Regions from separate parts of the Homo sapiens genome. Here regions 2 and 3 are each linked to region 1. Evidence: chromatin contacts called from ENCODE Hi-C data. All regions are on one chromosome and are shown on one strand. Each heading gives the region's core, a stretch centred on a gene start or an enhancer-like site at or near the end of the contact. The rest is flanking DNA. Distances are from core to core; before and after follow the strand shown. Region 1 overlaps NEK7 (NIMA related kinase 7). Region 2 has its middle 37 kb from the start of PTPRC. Region 3 holds the start of PTPRC (protein tyrosine phosphatase receptor type C).

Evidence for each region. Hi-C counts contacts between places; a loop is a spot of excess contacts on that map. Pooled maps may share reads with other maps.
Region 2: a pooled map shows a loop between it and region 1 (6-fold over the local background). The contact joins two enhancer-like sites. A Hi-C loop is called at or near these places in 3 of 37 single-sample maps with no recorded cell type and 10 of 50 pooled maps.
Region 3: a loop to region 1 is called in a pooled map, with 4 times the contacts of the local background. The contact joins the promoter of PTPRC here to the enhancer-like site in region 1. A Hi-C loop is called at or near these places in 2 of 37 single-sample maps with no recorded cell type and 6 of 50 pooled maps.

The regions. Positions count from the first base shown.
Region 1 is chr1:198,256,955-198,260,027 of GRCh38, reverse strand. All of the region lies in intron 3 of NEK7 (NIMA related kinase 7), which reads right to left. Among named protein-coding and RNA genes, the nearest start is that of NEK7, 100 kb to the right of the region's middle. Within about 2 kb of position 1,372, at least 2 of the 41 ENCODE cell types and tissues checked have a DNase peak (open chromatin) inside an H3K27ac peak, as active enhancers do.
Region 2 is chr1:198,601,052-198,603,903 of GRCh38, reverse strand. No RefSeq gene overlaps it. Among named protein-coding and RNA genes, the nearest start is that of PTPRC, 37 kb to the left of the region's middle. Within about 2 kb of position 1,308, at least 2 of the 41 ENCODE cell types and tissues checked have a DNase peak (open chromatin) inside an H3K27ac peak, as active enhancers do.
Region 3 is chr1:198,637,696-198,640,443 of GRCh38, reverse strand. PTPRC (protein tyrosine phosphatase receptor type C) reads right to left here and starts at 1,404. Exons shown (of 33, transcript NM_002838.5): 1 at 1,307-1,404; 2 at 1,103-1,218. The coding sequence starts at 1,175.

The DNA.
Region 1 (3,073 bases), core at 123-2,622:
CATCTTGCAGTCCTTTAAGATGCACAGTGTCAGATGCAGAATGCAGACTGCAACACAGAAAATTAACACGCAACTTGTAAGTGCTACTTGTTCAAAGTGATGTAAGAACCTTAATGGGGGTGAGCATGGCTGGCTGGAAGGGCTCTCAATAACTGATTTATATAAGCAGGAATGCGTAATGCCCTTCAGGAAAATATATATGTGTGTGTGTGTGTGAGTGTGTGTGTAAAATCGAAAGTTCTTGAACTGAAGGAATAAGCTTTACATTTAGCAATTTCACATAGAAATGCCATTCATTCCCCCAAAGGGATTATTATATCAACATGTTAAACAATAAAACAAACACTAATGGAAACAGAAAAATTTGAACTTGATATTAGTTATAGGTATGAAACACACACACACAGACTACTTGCACTTTAAATCAAAATGGCATGAGAAATAACTGATTCTTGACACATCATAAATGCTGATGCCATTCTCAGGAAATGCTATTTACAAGGAATTTGAGATAAATCAAAGATATACTGGAAAGCACAAAATTGTAAGTATATCAGATCTTGATGTAATTCCTGGTATTTTTGTTTGTTTGTTTTAGGAGGCAGAGAAAGAATAATGCCCATATAGTACCAGTAATTAAAATGAAGAAAATCACAAACTTGGAGACATATATGTATTTAATCTCTCAGTAATCAATGTCTCTATGATGTGGAACAACATTTTTAAAAACAAAAGAGGGTGAGTGAGATAAGAATGAATAATAGATGTATAAGAGTTTTAGGAAACCATAACAAGATACAACATATCAAGATAGAAACATGCTACATAGAAAATCTTTAATTCAAGTTATAAAAATTAATTTAGAATTACAAATTGACTTTTATTTTTAACTGAATTTTCAATAATATCAAAAGTCACTCCTCAAACACAGGGAGAAATAAGCATTGATGGCACATCTAAAGCAAAACTAAATTCTGAGCAAAATACATTTACAAATACATTTAACTGGAAATTCAGAAGTATCTTATCTTTCTTTTTCTCTCAGCCAACAAGTCAAGACAAAAATAAATAATAATGAATATTTAGATTACATCATTCCCAAACACAGATTCAAAGCTGTCCGATGATTTCATGAGCAAGAAAAAGCAGTATGTCTTGGGTGAAAATATGGACTTTGTAAGAATATCTTGCATATAATATGTACAAACAAGTCTTTAGGAGGCATCATTTTCATTCAGCTCCACCAAAGTTTCTTCAGGTTTTTAAACTCATTTTATACTTGGTAAGAGCAAGGGATGAGCTGTGGTTAGGCAAGTAATGACTGATAAATTCTTGGTATTCTCTGAATCATTTTAAAGGTTTTCTTTTGTCATCTTAAAATTTTGCCAAAATTACTCATAGCTAATGAAACTGAAAAGGTTAACACTAGATTTCTTTAAAAGGAAATGAAATCCTTCTAGTAACTTAACAGAAATATCCCCTTAAAAAGGCATATGTCAAATTGTTAGAAGAAAGACCATTTAAAATGCAGAAAACAAAGTACTTAAAAATATATACTAAGCAAGTTTTTGTTGTTGTTGTTTTTCTTTTTTGAGAGAGTCTTGCTTTGTCTCCAGGCTGGAGTGCAGTGGCGTGATCTTGGCTCACTGTAACCTCCACCTCCCGGGTTCAAGCGATTCTCCTGCCTCAGCCTCCCAGGTAGCTGGGACTACAGGCGTGTGCCACCACACCCAGCTAATTTTTGTATTTTTAGTAGAGACAGGGTTTCACCATGTTGGCCAGGATGGTCTTGATCTCTTGACTTCGTCATCTGCCCGCCTCAGCCTCCCAAAATGCTGGGATTACAGGCGTTGAGTCACCGTGCCCGGCTCTACAGCTGGAACCTTCCTGTCACTACCCTTCAGATGACTGACTCCTTATCCTCCACCTACGCTTAAATTTCACATCCTCGGAGAGGCCTTTGCTGCACACTCTATCTAAAATGCTCTCCTCCTCTAGTTTGTCTCTAATACCACAGCATGGTCATTTCCTTTTTGGCTATAATTATTTGATTTATTTTTTGCTATAATTATTTGATTTATTGTCTATTTTCCACACAAAAATGTTGGATTTAATTATTGTGTCCCACTATTGTGTCCCTATTGTCAAGTACAGTGTCTGCCATATAGTAGTTTAACCCCAAAATGTTAAACAATCCATAAAACTGGAAATTTTCTGTTTCTTATCTGCTTAGAAATGCTTAAGATTGCAAGTACAAGTAATTAAAATTAAAAAGCTTTAATTTTAAAGATAAAAGCCTATTCCACCTTGACAAGTAAAAACTAACATTAATTTACCAAATTGTTCTGTATCTTTTAAATGTCATTTATGAATTATTCTTACAAATGCTTAGTTTTCATTTATTCAAATAACAATTGGAAATCTGAAAGGAAGTCTATAGAGATTAAATGAAGTTCATAAAAGCTGCAAGATAAATTTATTAATCACAATGAACACTGAAAAAGAGATTGAAGGCAGAGCCACAGAGGTTACGAATATATTAAAATCAGCCTATGTATTATGGAAGTGCTATCATTGTCCACAAATTTCTGATCATATATAATCCTAATTTCTAATTATATGCAAACATGCAGAATCTAAACTTAAGATGATAAAAAGTAACTTATTAATAGAAATTAAAAAGTTATTTGCTTGAAAAATACTTTAAAGCAACTAACAAACATAAGTAAATAAAAGGTAAGCATTCAATATCAAAGAATACTTTGGGGAAGACTTTTTGAGATCACCTGAATCAAAAGGTAAATCTGAACAATATTATCACTTTATGTTTATTTGTATAAATACATAAAGTATTATTTTAGCTTTTCTTCCTAAAAAAAACTCACTGACAATGGCTGCCACACAGTAAAATAGTGTTATCTAGAAATATAGTTAAGAGTAAGCAAAGCGAAATTAAGCATTAATGAACAAAGGATCAAAATACCTCACGTATTATTTAAAAATGAGAGTACAATGGTCAAAGAACTAAGAAACAGTGAGACCCAAAATTCACACTACTGTAACACTATGTCAG
Region 2 (2,852 bases), core at 59-2,558, 340 kb before region 1:
CATCACTAGATATTTTATTAGCTTTATGTAGTCAAATGTTAAAAGAATAGCCTTCAAGTATCGTTTCAAATTGGTGAAATGGTGGATCCAACTAATATTTTTAGACAAAATTTCAATGCTTAATGTAGGAGGGTCCTATAAAATTACAGAATTGATAATAGTCTGTTAGGTATTTACATATTTATATACATTATCTCAGTATTTACATGGCTTTAATCAATATTATTTTACCTCCTTGGCTAGATGATCACATTATCCAATTGTATATGAAAGCGGCCTTTGGTAAAAGTGAGGAGCTTGTTTAAAGAGTTTCTACTATAAATCTTATAGAAACTATAATAATAATTACAATTCTATCATTTATTTTTTCATGTAACACACACACCTGCACACCTATGCATGCACACACTTACACACACGCATACATATAAATAACAGGCACTGTCCTATTTTCCTTTTGCTATATGTATGATGTTAGCAAAACAGTTACAGTCCCTTTACTCAAGTAATTCTCAGTGGGGTGTGGTCCACCCTAAGGAGTTTAGGAGTTGCACAATGGGAAGATTATCAAAAGTTTTAAGCAAGGAGTTACAAAATCTAACTTACATTTTTATTCCTTTTTTTTTGCTATTTTTCAAAAAAAAATTAATCTGACTTACATTTTTAAAAGCTCTCCTTTAAAAACTTTGCATAATATGATGCATGTACTATGGAGATCCAAGAACTGATGTAAGGATATCAGCCAGGGAGCTAGCGCATTGGTCAAAATGAAAATTAATGATGCTTGATGCTTGGAAAAAAGAATGGAAAGAAAGAGATGGAGAAAAATCAACAGGATCCAGATATAGTTTTGAGGTAAGATTGACAAGACTTGAGGCTTTGAATTTGAAGAGGGTGATGAGGGTGAGGGTGAAATTTGAAGGTGGAAAGGTTCAAAATCAGAAACCTGTTTGTAAAGAAATTAAAAGTTTCATGACAAATTCATACAGAAATCAAAAGAAAATATCAAAACTATATGGGCTTCTTGATAAACTGGATGACATAATATTTTGAATTTTGAATTAAAGTATAGTTTTGATGATGAAGCTGGGTAATGAAGTGAATTCTGGGGCTGACCTACTAAACTACTTTTTAATCATTTACCATTGAGTGGGAGGAATATGGAAGTCATAGTTGACTAAATTATCTAATGGGGGTTCCCTAACTCCTCTCTCTTTTCACAACAAATTTTTAAAAAGTCAGATACTTCCTTTTTCAACTTCCCTTATAGCTAGGGAGTGCCAGGTAGACTTGTTATTGCCAACAAGAAGTGAGTGAAAGCATGCTTCTGCTGCATGTGTTCCTAGAAAGATGTTTCTTATCTGATAAAAGAAGAGAGTCAGATATACCACCTCTTGTCTCGCTCTTTCCTCACTCTCTCCCTTATCCTGTTCTCCCTAGTCTTTCCCTTGCTCTACTGTAGATGTCGCTTCACTTTCTCCTTGTGTTCTCTGACATGTGAGCCATGAGCCACAACTTGGTTTAATAATGTGATTTGGCTGTCTCTCCTCATGCCTGAATAGTCTTGTCATCATAGTTGCTTGGACCAATAAAATGGGAATGCAAGTGAGGTGTCATTTCTGGGTAGCAGTGTTAAGAAGTCCTATAAATCACTAAATATTCACCCAGAATTCTGATAAATCAAAACTGAAATATCCTACTCCAGACATCTTGTTAAGAAGGCAATAAATATTGATGTGGTTTGGCTCTGCCCCCACCCAAATCTCATGTTGAATTGTAATTCCCAAAGTTGGGGGAAGAACCTCTTGGGAGATGATTGACTCACAGGGGCTGGATTTCCCCCATGCTGTTCTCATGATAGCAAGTGAATTCTCACAAGATCTGATGGTTTAAAAGTGTGTGGGACTTCCACTTTTGCTCACTCTCTCTCTCCTGCCACCATGTGAATAAAGTGTTTGCTTCCCCTTCACCTTCTGCCATGATTGTAAGTTTCCTGAGGCTTCCCATTCATGCTTCTTGTTAAGCCTGAAGAACTATGAGTCAATTAAACCTTTTTTCTTCATAAATTACCCAGTCTCAGGTAGTTCTTTATAGCAGTGTGAGGACACACTAATACAGAAAATTGGTAACAGAAGGGTGGGGTATTGCTATAAAGATACCTGAAAATGTGCAACTGACTTTGGAACTGGGTAATAGGCAGAAGTTAGAAAAGTTTTGAAAGCTCAGAAGATAGGAATATGTGGGAAAGTTTAGAACTTCCTAGAGACTTGTTGAATGGTTTTGACCAAAATGCCAATAGTGATATGGACAATGAAGTCCAAGCTGAGGTGTTCTCAAATGGAGATGAAGAACATACTGGGAACTGGAGTAAAGGTCACTCTTGCTATCCTTTAAGCAAACAGACTGGTGTCATTTGCCTCTGCACTAGAGATCTGTGGAACTTTGAACCTGAGAGAGATGATTTAGGGTATCTGGCGGGAGAAATTTCTAAGCAGCAAAGCATTCAAGATGTGACCTGGCTGTTTCTAAAATATATGCTCATATGCATGAACATAGATTATCTGAATCTTGAACTTATATTTAAAAGAGAAGCAGAGCATAGAAGTTTAGAAAATTTGCAGCCTGGCCATGCAGTAGAAAAGAAAAACCCATGTTTTGGGAAAAATTCAAGCCAGCTGCAGAAATTTGCATAAGTAAAGAGGAGTCAAATGTTAATAGCAAAGACAATGGGAAAAATGTCTCAGGGCATTTCAGAAACCTTCTCAGCAGCCCCTCCCATTACAGGCCCATGGCTAGGAGGAAAAAATGGTTTTGTGGGCCAGGCCCAGGGCCATTGCTTCAGAGGATGCAAG
Region 3 (2,748 bases), core at 155-2,654, 380 kb before region 1:
CCAAATAGAAATTGTCAATGTAACATGCTCAAGAGGTAGCTACTTCCCTGACTTTCAGAGGAAAGAAGAACGGTAAAAGTCAAAAAAAGACTTCAAAGTGAATTGTAATAAGCAAGTTGTTTTAAAATACTTTTTATACTTTTTGGAATTTCTACAAAAATTTTATTTTCAATGTCCTTTTAGATACTACATCATAAAGAGAAATATTAAATATTAATTATTAGTTACATTCTATAATCTATTGAAATGTACTCATGATTCATATTGACGCCGCTCAAGAACTATCCATTGAATAGACCATAAATGTGCAAAGATTTCAAACTTTAATAGGCACTGGAAGTCCAACTAGTTGCATTTTCCTACTGAATACAGCATTTGCATGATTTTTAAGAGTTTAAATATTTCTATCTCATCAAGGCTGTAATATTTACCCACCACCCAGGAAGGGCGGTGGCTCCACAAGAATTTCTAAAGCAAAAATGTATTAAAACTATTAACAAGAAACTAAAAACTTGATTTAAAATACATTCTGTGATAAAAATTGCAGAAAGTTAATATTTTACTAAATATCTCAATATATTTTTGAACTATTATATACCCAAGTATTCAATAAAATATGTCAATTAAATTCAAAATTTGAGGAAGCAAACTTCAGGTCTGAAAAGAGGGAGTGGCTTACATACAACCAAAGCTGTTTTATGACTTTTTAAAAGATCAAATTTGTTAAAAGAATAAAAACTCACTTATTTTATCATTAAAAAATTCTCAGGCTTTTATAAATGTGTGTTATTGTCACTTTGGAAGTTAAGTAATAATGTTGCTTTTGTAATATCTTTGAACAGTTGTAAATAAAGATACAGATAGACATTGCTTTCCTTTTAAAATTGTATTTTTTGTCCCGAAACATTTATGTCTTTGTAAACAGAAACAATGTATTCTGTCACACAACTAGCTATGTCTCCCTGAGACAACAATCTTGATGGTTTACAGCAGGCTTCTCACTTCCAGTTACCAACACATTTAAATTATTTTTATGTCTATTTCAAACATTCCTCCAAAAGAGAAAAAATAATTTAAAAAATATTAATATCCTTGTACTTACCTGTCACAAATACTTCTGTGTCCAGAAAGGCAAAGCCAAATGCCAAGAGTTTAAGCCACAAATACATGGTCATATCTGGAAGTCAGCCGTGTCCCTAAGAAACAGCATGCGTCCTTCTGAAAAGCAAAATAATTGTTATCTCTGTAGAAGTTTTTCTCTGTAAAAACGAATCAAAAATGTAAAAGTAAATAAATAAATGCATACTCTCCACTGTTGTCTTATCAGACGAGGAACAATTTCCTCCTCTGTTACCCTAAGAACAAACCACTTGCTAGCTGCATGAACTGCTAGGTGATGATGTCAGATTCGGTTTTACTAACTTCTCCAAAAATACTGTAAGGGTCCTCTTTGCAGGAAGTCAAAAAAGTTGTTCTAAGTCAGTAGAATGGCATTGCACTTCCTTAATTCAAGTAATTACACCAAGTTAGAAAGCCTTTTAAAAGATTTTCCCATCAAGGAAGATGTTTTTAAACCATCCAAATAATGCTCCTTTACAGTATCCATTACCATTTTTTTTAAATTAAATCCCCACAAAATAATCAATAATTTTCTTACTTAAGAGATGACAAACAGATTCAGCATAAGTATAACAAAATGGGTGTTGGCAAGATGACTTAGTAGAAAGTATCAATATTTGACTTACTGAGACGGCCAAATGAATGAAAAAACTACTAATCTGGTTATTTTTGGCAACCCAGTATCATTTACCATTAGGGCATTCAAAACTCAGCAATATGACAGTTTTAGCAGTAAAACCCATTTCTTATGCAAAAGCACTTTCAGACAGCTTAACAGTTTTGCCCCAAATCTTTCACAGATATCCTTGTGAAGCTAGGAGTGGAATCAGAATGTCATTTCTACTATAGTTACAGCAAACCCTGCTTCCAAAAACTAATGTTTCTGTGACTTAAGATGTTCTTGGCGCTACTGATGAGGGAAAGGACAGTGAAAACCAAGAGATACCTTTAACAAAAGTTAACTTGTTTCCTTTTTCTCAGCAATACTTTTTCAACTTTTTTAACAAATAAGACAATGAATTGTATTAACACAATGCTCTTCACCATTCTGATGTTCTTAGTTAAGTCCATCTATTAGGAAAATGCTTACTGGCAAAAAGTATAAATTCAACAATACAATTAGATGAATTGGTTTTATTAATACAATATCTATATGCCTTTAAAAATAAAAGTACACACATGTGCAACTCATTTATTTGAACAATAGATAATGCTTGGGGGACTTTTAGACAGACAGAGCCCTTGTGGTAATTCTGCAAACCCTAGTTTGGAAGCATTATTGTAGGGTTCTTATATTTAAGTAAATAAATCTTTTGATACTTACAAACTTTTTTGTTTTACTCTTACATTGGCTGCTAGGAACTACAGAGCCAAATTTCTATCACACTTTGTGCAAATGGAAATAACCCCACAGCTTAAACTCTAGGTAATAACCTTTTAATAAGATTGTAGTTAAGAATATTATTTTACTATGATTATTATTATATTTAACTTATGGAGCACTTACTATGTGCAGGAACTATGCTTTGCACTTTACATATATTGTATAATTTGTACGATACCCTTGAGCTAGATAATGTTATTATTCCCCATTTTATCTGTGATGTTCAGAGAGGTTAGTTGAGTTGC